2 separate regions of the Mus musculus genome follow, and region 2 is linked to region 1. The links are chromatin loops, found by intact Hi-C in ENCODE. Cell type or tissue: left cerebral cortex. All regions are shown on one strand. Each heading gives the region's core, and the rest is flanking DNA. Links, peaks and the distances in the headings are about the cores only.

Region 1 (5,366 bases), core at 112-5,111:
TTGTCAGTGTCCCAGGGAGACCTGGGATGGAGACCTTCTGCTGCGCATCCTCAGTCAAACCCCGGGCCATCAGTCTCCCACGACAGACTGAAGAGACAAGGAGGGCGGCCCAGACCGCCACCAAATGGACCCCTGAAAGAGATTGAAGCACCACAGTGCCAACCCCCAAACCCCTTAACCCATTTCCAATCGCCTCTGAGACCAGAAGGCCGGGGAAGAGGAGAAAATGCGTAGTTTTGAATTCTTGGGGGACGGAGCGGGCTCTATTCAAGGAGGCTTCTATGTTTGGGGGCTCTGAAAGTCCCATCCTCAGGTTTACCTGGCATCCTGTCCCTCCTTAGGAAGTATCCTTGAGCCAGGCTGGCCCAGTGTGGCCCCAGTGAGGTGCCCTGGCTTGGCTACTGTGTAGTAGCTAAGCAGTTCTGCAAATTGGGCAAATCCCAGGACTCATTAGTCCTTAAAAGAGGGAACGACAATTCCTGCCACATCAGGCTACTTTTGAGGCTCCAACAAAATAATCCCCATGTGGCGAAGAGCTCAAAGCCTGGCTCAGGGAGGGGGAGAGCCCCGACGTCAGCCATTGCTACAGTCTTCTTAGCTACTGTCTGTCAAATGGCAGGCTGCTTGCTGTTTCCTCCTTTGCCTTGCATGCCCTGTCCACCCCACAGCTATCGTTCCTGGAGTTAGCTCCTTCTCCAGGAAGCCCTTCCTGAAAGACATTCGAAGGCTGCATCTTCACCTGACTTCCCAGGCCACTTAGAAAAACGCAAATTTTCAGTGACCACTCTTTCTAAAGGGTTTTTTGTTTTTTGTTTTTTTTTTTTTTCACTTTTGTTTTAAACTCCGCCTACGTGTGCATGTGTCTGTGTATGCGGATGTAGGCCAGAAGAGGGCGTCAGAACCCCTGGAGCAGGAGCCACCCGCATTTGTGAGCTGTTTGCCATGGGGGTTGAGAACTGATATGCTCTTCTAGTGGAGGCATCACTGCATCCCCTCCCCCACAGCGCCTTGCACACAGTAGGCACCTAAGAAACATGTTTTTGTTATATGGGGGCAACCCCAGGTAACTGGGAACAGACTCATAGTACTTCTGAGGACCCAGGTCTGTGTCTACTTTCAGAGTTTAAATATATTTCTCCCCAGTTCTTTACATTTTAACCTCACTGTCCTCTCCATCCAAAATATAGCAAAGTTTGAAAAATGACTTGCTGGGATCAGAGAGTGGGAGATAGAGGAGTTTCTAAGCCTGGACTATTCTGGGGTAGCTGAGATTCAGGCAGGGATTAACCTAGGTGAAAGAGATGGTTCTGGTTCATCCAGGGTGACGGGGGGGGGGGGTTGGTGGGGGGGGGGTGCAGGCTGTCCATGGACAAGTGGGAGGGGCCTGAAACCTGGAGTGTTCTTGCAAGGCCAGCTTTCTCTTCTTGGTCATGTCAAAACACAGCCACTTACCATGGAGGTGGGCAAGTGACTAAAGCCCTGTGATGCTGGGGCTGAGGTCTGGTGCCCTATAGCCCTGGCTGCAGAGGGTGGAGGTGGGGGTGGGGGATGCCGGGTACAGCTGCAGCTGGAGCTGCTGCATCAGGGATGTCAGGAAAGGCGATGTTAGTTGTCTTCTCTGAGGAGGTGGTGGGGGACAGGAGTTTATAGTTAGGGGTTGGCAACTGTAACCAAGACAAATGACCATGTGGCCTACTGGGACCCTTGGAGCAGAGGTCTTCACGTCATCTGGTTCCATGTGAAGCCTTTTCTGAAGATATGCCCCTTGGGGTCTCCGGGAGACTCCTAGACATTATGTTATTCCCTTCTTAGCGAACAAGTAAGCATCCACCCAAGCTAACATGGGAGCTGTTGCCCTAGGAGATAAGAAAAAGCACCTCCATTTTTCCTCGTGAGGAAACTGAGGCACGGGTGGGGGAGGACTGCATCACATGGTCACACAGCAGACTCACAAAGGCTCCTCTGCACTGAGAACTTCCAGGTGAATATAACCTCATTAAAAAACAAAACAAAACAAAAAAAAAACCCGTTGTTCTCTGCACCGTATCAGGAGTGACAGACGGATGGACAGATCGTGTTCTAGGAGACGTAAGAGACGGTGGAGATGGAAGCCCACTCCTTTGGACGATCGCTACCACTCTGGACAAAGTCTACTACTGCCTTTGGTCCAGAGCCCTGCAAAGTACCTACACATCTTCAGATGGGAAACAGGTCAGGATGGGGTCTGGGTTTGTGCGCATGGACACCTTGGTGGCCAATGGTAGAAGTGGGTTTTCCCTCCTCTTCAGTTCAGGGCCACAGGCATTCCTCTGCTGGCTTCATTTTTCCTCCAGGCCACACTGAGGGCTCAGGGGTATGTTTCTCTTGTCACTAGCTATAGTGTTCGGTGCTTCTGACATGCAGGAGATGCTCAGTCGATATTTATGCAGAGAACGAAGGACCACTGTAGTGCCAGGGCTTTGCCGCTGTCCTGGTCCCACAAGTGCAGCTTGTGGACTGGTAACTACCTGGGAAGACAGATGCAGCCTAGGAGGAAGGGGCTGGGCAGGATGGAAAGCTTCCTCTAGCAAAGGAACTCTAGTGTCCGACTAACTGGCCAGCTCCACCCAGCCCCTGCTGAAAGGGGATGACAGGATCTGGGGCAAATGAAACATTTCTTTAGTTGTGGGTGATGGAAGAGAAGCAGGGGCATGTAGTGGAATATCGACTTCAGTTCTGGGTTTGGGAGTCTCTGATTGCCCTGGCTGGGGAAAGGAGCCAGGGTCAGGTTGGGGCTGTAGCCAGACTTGGGTATCCAGAGGCTTTGGCTGCATAGATAGAGCCATGCCTTCGCTAGGGCGGGTGTAGGGGGAGAGGGCAGGCCAAGAGGTACCCGTGCTGCTGCCGCTTGGCCTCCTCAACTCGGGGGTGGGGGGTGGGGGGTGCGGGGTGGAGGGTGGGGGGTGTGGCTGCCTCGGCCCGCCGGTGGGTTGGCTCCGGAGCCCTGCTAGTGGGGGTGTCCCGGCGCTCCCGGCCTGGGCTGCGCGGGGGGGGGGGGGGCGGGAGGGCGCGCGCTGACGGGGTCGGGCGGAGAGGGGGCGGGCGGCGCTGGGGGTGGAGCCGGGACCGCAGCGCCTGCCACCCGCTAGCTCGGCGCTGAAGCAACCACCGCTGCTTTTGACTCCGAGACGCAAGGAGGGTACTCCGTGAGGCTCTGGCCTCCGAGGCTGCTGCTGTCCTCCGGAGACTGGGGCTGCAGTGCTCGGTGTCCCGGTGCCTGGCCCTGATCTCTCTCTCTCTCTCTCTCTCTCTCTCTCTCTCTCTCTCTCTCTCTCTCTCTCTCTCATCAGGAAAAGGCACTGTGCAGAGCGAGCCACCCGGAGCTAGCGCCCCCGAGCCATGGAGAGGGGCCCGTGAGGGACGCGCGGAGGCGGAGGAAGAGGCTTGGGAGGAGGGAGGCCGAGGAGCAGGGCGCGGGAGGAGGAGGATGCCGCCGCCACCTCCACCGCCACCACCACCCGCGGGCCCCCGGAGAGCCTGACTCTAGACTAAGGATGGAGCCAGCGCTGGGCGCTGCAGCGGCTCCCGGCGCGCCCGCCACCAGGTATCGGCCGGGTCTCCCGGGCCCCGGGGCAGGCGGGAACGGACTGCACCGCAACAGCCGGGAGGGGCGGGGGCGCGGGCGCGGCGGGAGACGCCCCTAGCTCAGGGCCGGTGTCTCTGGGCGGTGCGCGGAGGCGGTGGCTAGGGACCGCAGAGTGCTGGGCGCTGGGAGAGGTTGGCTGGGGCTAGTAGCCCTCCGGAGAGCTCCGCGATCGCTCCTGACCTCCTCCTCTGGTGAGGGCAGCAAACTTGGGATAAACGTCTGCCCGGGGCTCCTGTTCTGCTGCTGCGGTACCCGCTCGGGTGTCTGCTCCGGGTTGATCATGCAACAGCCTGCTAGACCCGAGCGGCCGAGGTTGCCAGAGACCCTGAGGTTCCCGTGCCTCCTCTAACTTTACAAACCAGGCTTACACCCTGAGGCAAAGCACTGTCCCGGCCTCTTGCTTATAGCCTCGGTCTTGTATCGGCTTCTACTATGCTGGTGATAGGCTGGGCCCTTAGGAGACTAGGGCTGCCTGACGGTGCAGAGCTTCCCCCCACGCGAGGCCAAAACAATCCTAGCACCTCTCTGAGTAGGATATGGGGTGGTCAGCTTCTTTCGGGGTCCAGGGAGGGACACGGTGCTTGACTTTACAGTAACAGTAGACAGTGGCCCTAGCTGGAATCTATGGGTTAAAAGGCCACGCTATCTGAGGAAGGAAGGTCCTGCTAGGATGGCACCTTGGCTTGATTTCAGGTACCTCACCATGTCACCTCTCCCTACTCCAGGTCTGCCTCTTTTTAAGATTACATTCCTAGTACCCACTTCCTGATGGGCTTAACCGTTTAAGCAAGAGGCTTCTGGACACCAAGGCTTTTGGGGTCCAGGACCAGGGATGTTATAGCTGACTGCTGAGAGGTTGAGGCTGGGACAGGGGAGGTGCATGTCCAAACAGTGACAGGAATTCAGCCCACTGTCTTCTGGAGCCTAGGGACATAGGAAGACACCTATGGTGGAGGCAGGAGGCAAGCATCCTGGCTGAGCAGAGAACTGGGAGCCACTTGGGAAACCCAAGGATACCAGTGGATGTAAGAGGCAAGTTGAGATGGGCTCATAGGCTAGGGAGATACTTTCCGGGGTTTCTTAGCCCTTTAGATGGGACCAGGCTGTCTCACAAAGAGATCTTACCTGGCAGGCAGTTCCCAGGCCCCAGTCCCCAGTAGCTGCCACACTTGTAGGCATCCTGATGACCCTGTTTCTTTTTCAAAGTGCTTCTATCGTCATGACTCACACTCTGGAGTCACCAGGGAGGTATCAAGCTTCCACCCTAGTCTATTCCCCGCCCTCTTGGGTCTTTAGGGAGCTGCCAGGAAAGGAGGGGGTGGATATGCCCTTGGTCTTGGACCCCTGCAGGAGCCTAGTGTGACAAACTTTCATTGCTTGCTGGTGGGTGAGTTGGCTCGAGACCAGCAGTCCAGGTCATGGTATCTGTGGGGAGAGGAGGGGTGTGCAAGTGAGAGAAAGCCATTGATGATTATGCCCCAATATTGCTGGAGCTTTGAGATCAGGACCCCCCCCCCTTCTCTGTCCCCTAACTCCTTGGTTTCTTCATCTCAGAGCAAAAACCCCCTCCCCGACTCCAAATCCAAATTTCCCTTTTTGCCGAGTGGTTGTGAAGCTTTGGGTTAATGGCTCCCTTCTGAGCATCCTAAGTTAGCCCACTTCCTCCTACCCTCGCCCCCATGTCCTGTCGGCTCAGTGCAGGCTCTGATTCAAGGTGTGGGTTTAGATTCTCAGTGCCCTC
Region 2 (5,366 bases), core at 75-5,074, 71 kb before region 1:
GCAGTCAGGGGATGGAAGGGGCTCAAAGGAGCTTAAGAACAATGGAAGGAGGGGTCTTGCAGGGAAGCAGAGGGCATTACAGGAGAGAGCAGCATGGATGAAGCCTGGGTTGCCCTGGGGCCTGGAGAGACTGCAGTGGGAACACAGTGGAGTGGGGAGGAGATGTAGGCATGGTCCAGGCACTTCTTAGGCTTTGACAAGGACAGAGCGAGCAGCTCAGAAAGGCTGAGACTTGACTGAACCCAGGGCTCCATGGCTTCTCCGTCTCAGCTCCTTTCTAACTGCACTTGCTGTCCTGGGGTTCCCACTTCCCTCTCCTGTTTCCTTGAGGCTCCCAGAAGACTAAAGGCGTGTTGCTTTTCTGCACCATTTATTATAAGGACATCAATTAAACCATCTTGTGCGGGATCAGTAAGCAGCCCCAGGGAACTGTCCCTGTCAGCCTCAGGTCTGTGTTTTTGTCCCCATGCCTGGGGAAATGGGGCAGAAGCAGTGATCAAGCAGACTATGAAGAGATGGGGAAGAAGCATCCATCCCCCTCTTCTTGCGGCCTGTGGATGCCATCTTCCCCGTGCTGCTCTCCACTGTCCTTGATCTGCTGCTTCCCTCTGCCTAAGCTGCTTCCAGGTCAGACTGCGTCACCCAAGGAAGAGGGAACATGGGCCTTCTCCTGACTTGCCCCACAAAAGCGAGTTGCCTCTGCTCTGAGCTTGCTTTCTGCCTTTTGCAGGATGAGATCTCCCCTCCTCTTCCCTGCCCTGGGCATCAGAAAGCTGACCTTGTAGAATAATCAAGAGGCTCCCTACTGCTTGGCTCCAGCGTGGTTTGGCCAATGAGAGGCACTGGTAGGGGGCAGGAGGGGAGGAGGAGGAGGAGGAGGCTGGGATGCTCTTTGCTCCTCTGGTTTTGGCTCAGGTGCCTGCCCACCACTTTCCCACTCATCCCCAGCCTTCTTCTCTAGATCCAGCAACACTCCCGTAGGCCTTGGCGGTTTCAGTAGTCTCTAGCTTTCCTAGTACCCTCCTTGGCATCCTCAGTCCTGCACAGCTCTCTGTAAACAGTTCACTAGAGCATCTTCAGTTGATCTATTAGAACAGAGTCCTGTTTCCTGCCAAGACCTTGGTGAATGGGCAACTGAAGGTGTCTTCCAGTGCTGACATTTTACACATTCAGGGTGTGGAGTGTGCAGTTGCAAAGAACTGGCCACTTTTCAGGCTCTGAGACCTGGCTATCCTAGACAGAGGGTTGCTTCCCTGTTGCTCAGGCTTCCTGATTAAGAGCAATTTAAAAGGTTCATTTTGGCTCACAGAGGTCTCTCCTGGTGAAATCACATACACACTCCACCAACAGTCAAGAAACGGGATGATTCTACTCAGCTCACATCCTTTTTATACAGCCTAGGACCCAGGGAATGTTGCCACCCACAGTAGGCAGGTCTTCCCATCTTAATGAACTCAACTAAGATACTTCTGTCACAAGGCTTTGTCCAGAGGCCTGTTTCCCAGGTCATTCTAGATGTCAGGATGGTAACATTAGTTTTGTATCAAGGCATACATATACACACACTGCAGAAAGATGTTTAGTCATGTGAGGATAATGCTTGTCCCTTCTGAAGGACACAAGGTGACATTTTAGAAGCAGAGCCCTTATTTTATAATTCTGAGGTATTTTGTTATTTCTAAAATACCATTTACTGTAGGACTATTCTAACAGTTTCCTAACCATCTCTAGCCTCCATTCGCCATGAAAATTCATAATCTCAGATCTGATCCTGCCACTCCTGCTCAGAAGGCCTGCTTAGTGCTATTTAGCCAACCTTAATGTTGGAGTCTGTCTTTCATCTCTGCATCTCTAGCCATCGATATGTATTCCACTATAACAAAATGCTTGGTGTTTGATAACTTTTTGAGCAGCTCACAGTTCTGAGGTTCAAGGGCCCGGTGCCAGCATCAGGCTGACTCTGGTGAAGGCTTCATAGATGGCATCTCATTGGTAAGAATATGTATGAGGGTATCAGAGGACCGGTGGAATGACAGCAGCCAGGCTCTTTTCTAACAACCCTCTCACCAGAACCACCTCAGGGTTACCTGAGAACTACCTCATCCCCAGGGAACCAGATGACCTTCCAGTAAGGCTCATTTCTTTAAAGTCCCACCAGTTCAACACTGTCACCAACACTCGGGCCTCTGTAATATAGCCACACCCCAAACACAACCCAGGGAAGGAGAGCAGCCAGGGCCTCCCAAGGGGTGGGAACACTTTGTGGAGTTATGGGGTGCCTCAGGGAGAAACAGTGGGTCAGGCAGAGGGCAACCAGCAAGAGGGCTGTAGAAGGGGCCGTATTAACTAGAGGAAGATGTGTCAGATCACCTCACCTTAGGCTGGATGGCTTTACTGTTTTAACTTCTGTGTTGGGAAATCTTTCAGAGAGTTAAAGAACAGTGACAAGATACATTCATGCTTAAGATTTCCCTTGGCCACTGAATGGAGTCAGATGACCGCAGGCACCTTTTGAGGACAGGGAATCCAAGGTCTAGCAGGCAAACATTTGCGTCACAGTTCATTCCATTTGTGGACTCTGCTTCTTTTTAAGTGAGCTGTAACTGATCCAGGAGAGGCATCTAGGTAGTGTGGGGGAAGATATCAGGACACATGCCCGTGTAATAGTTCGTTCTGATTCATTAAAAGTCCTGCTGGGTCTGACCTGTGGCTTTCCAGGTCCAGTCCAAATAAGAAGTGGGGGCATCTAGAAAGAAAACATGGCTCCCAGGAAGGACTCCTGCAGACGTGGCATCAATAAATAAAAGTCCCAAGCTTACCTGACTTCTCTTCTTCTCCAGCATCCACTTCAACAAATCCCTCAGACTCACTCAAAACATCTGACTTGACCTTTTTCTCTAGGGATGCTAGGGAGCATCTTTTAAATCTTATCCCAAAGAGTGTTACCTACATAGTCGATCAATCAGTCACCGTCTCCTGGAGTTGTGCAGTTCCTGCTTCTCTCCAGCCTCACCCGGGGCTACCTTTCTCCGGCCGCCTACCTGCCTCTTACCTCTACAACTGCGGCTGAGAGCCAGGATCACAGAACCTGGGGAAGGTGCTTCCAGAGGCGACTGTGGAATGGGGCTGCCCTTCCACTCGCAGGCAGGGAAGTCTGGGTAGAGGGGAGGGGTCTTTTCGAAGCAGGTGGGACAGGCCGGTGCTCTACCTGTCCCTACTTTGTGTTCCAAGAAGCATAAAGTCTGGCGTTTGGGGGTGGCATGAGGAAATGGGTGGACGGTCGGTGCTAATGAGGCGTGTGTTTCAGCTGTTCGCAGTTGTTCCGCACAGAGGAAGCAGGAGGCCGGAAGCCTCTGGGCGGCGGCGAAGCTGGGAAAGCTTTAAGCTGGGAATCTGCGTCTCTCCAGCCACCAGCTTTGGAGGGGACAGCAGCGGCTCCCACTGGCTTCAGCTCTGCATTCTGGTTGGTTGTCTCTGCCCATCGGCAGCCAGCTCCAGGCCTGGTCCCACCCCATCTGCCGCACTATCACCCGGGATTGGCTGAACTCGGCAAGGCTAGGCTGCCTTGCCTCTCGCCATCAGATTCTTCATTAAACAAATGAATCACAATCCTAATTAATTTGAGCAACAGAATTTATGTAACTACTCCCAGCAGGATGTCTGCTCTCAGTCGGTAGCGAGATGAATTCCTCTCTCTGGGAAATTTCAGCCGCGCTGGTCAATAAAACCTTAATGATGACAGAAATTTCCCATCTGTCTCTGCTCTGAGCAGGTAACCCCTGCTACCTAGACAAGGGAGAGGACAAGGACGGTGAGAGACTGTCAGCCTGGATGAGCCCTGACCCACCTAGAACACACACTAGGCACCAACCAGCGAGAAGACTGCCAAGCCAGGCTTGTCCTGAATTACCTATACCCCGAAGGGGGTGTTTAACTTCTATTTGTAGAATGAATAAAAAAGTATGTGTTGCTCGTTGAGTTAGAAAATGGCCCTAAGGACCAGAGATATGACTCAGCGAGTTGCTTGCTCATCCCGCAAGTTTCACATCCTGAGTTGGATGTCCGGAACCCACATGGTAGGAGGAACGAATAAACTCCTTCCAGGTTTATTCTGACTTCTGCCCATGCAGTTATGGCATACACGCTGTCTCCCGCCCCCAGTAACTTTAAAATTTAAATGGCCTTAAGATCCAGAATTGCAAACACTCCTGGGCTTCCCCCTCCCTTTCCACTCCACACCTAATTTTGCCTTTTTAGTCTTCTGAGTCTTCTGGCTTACAGATTGGTCCTTGTGATGTCACCCTCCTGTCCTTGAACTAGCCATCCCTCACTTGAAACAGGCCTTTTGCTGTCTGCACCAGGAGGGTTTCTAAGTGAAAATGGTTTGGAATTAGTTTTCATTCCGACTCCCTCTATTCATCTGATCTCAACCTTCACCTCCTATGCAAAATACACAAACTTTTTTTGGCAGACAAAGCATTGTGAAAATGTGTCAGGGGGTGCCTGATTCATTTAATTATCACCGGGTGGAGTTTTAGGCAACAGTGCACAAGACAACTGGTTTCTAGGTTACAATCATCAGGCAGGCATAGAGTCCTTTTAGTGAGATTACAGGGATGGAGGGGCTTGGTGAGGACCCCAGGCTGGTTCTCAGCAGAGGGCTGCTACAGAAAGAGCAAGCCAGGCCCCACCCTGCTCTCTGCTTTCCATTACTTTCTCAGGAGAGTTGCTGCCGCTGTGACCCCTGCCACCACACCGTCTCCAGAGGGTGGCCCCAGAGTGCTGCCCACTCAAGTGTGATCTTTGAGCCTCCAAAGCTGTGAGCCAAACAAGCCTTTTCCTATGAAGCTGCTTTCTTTAGGCATTGCACTGTGGTAGCCATAGTAACCAGCAACGGAGGCATACAAACCTCTCAGGGCCATGCTCATTGTAGTGCAAGAAAAGATTCGGTAGAGCAGTGGAGGAGTGGGGAGGAGATTTGATGGTACATTTTAAAGCAAGGTAGCATTTTAGACACATGAATTTTCTCTATATATGTATGTATGCATATATACATAAAATTAAAAAGAAAGCCATACATTTTTATATTCTATTTTTGTTTAATGTGTGTGCTCCTGTCATGGTGCCTGAGAGGAGGGCAGGACAACCTGCAGGAGCTCATTCTCTGCTTCCACCTGATGTGTGCACGACATCAAACAAACTCAGAATATGAGGTGTAGTGGCCTTTACACACTGAGCCAGTTGACTGGCCCATAATATAGTGTGTGTGACTGTGTCTGTGTCTGTGTCTGTATGTGTATGTGTGTGTATATGTGTATATATGTTTTTCTGTATGTGTGTGTGTGTATGAGTGTATATGTGTATGT

What was found. Peaks named below come from ENCODE experiments on the same cell type or tissue, not always from the same donor. Only the 100,000 strongest peaks of a DNase experiment are listed, where the experiment ranks them.
Region 2: it touches region 1 in a loop (4-fold over the local background); 8 of 42 quality-filtered maps call a loop at or near these places.

Annotation. Positions count from the first base shown.
Region 1 is chr2:92,596,566-92,601,931 of GRCm38, forward strand. Chst1 (carbohydrate sulfotransferase 1) reads left to right here and starts at 3,142. Exons shown (of 3, transcript NM_023850.2): 1 at 3,142-3,583. In left cerebral cortex, for the core only: a CTCF peak has its summit at 878 (motif pointing right); DNase peaks (open chromatin) are centred at 542, 910, 2,639, 3,214 and 3 more places; H3K4me3 peaks cover 2,369 bases; H3K27ac peaks cover 2,588 bases.
Region 2 is chr2:92,526,075-92,531,440 of GRCm38, forward strand. Gm13817 (a long non-coding RNA gene) reads right to left here. Exons shown (of 4, transcript XR_374783.4): 3 at 4,240-4,369; 4 at 1-3,786. Among named protein-coding and RNA genes, the nearest start is that of Gm13817, 12 kb to the right of the region's middle. In left cerebral cortex, for the core only: no CTCF peak of the experiment used is centred there; DNase peaks (open chromatin) are centred at 2,631, 3,474, 4,094 and 4,880; H3K4me3 peaks cover 1,579 bases; H3K27ac peaks cover 2,803 bases.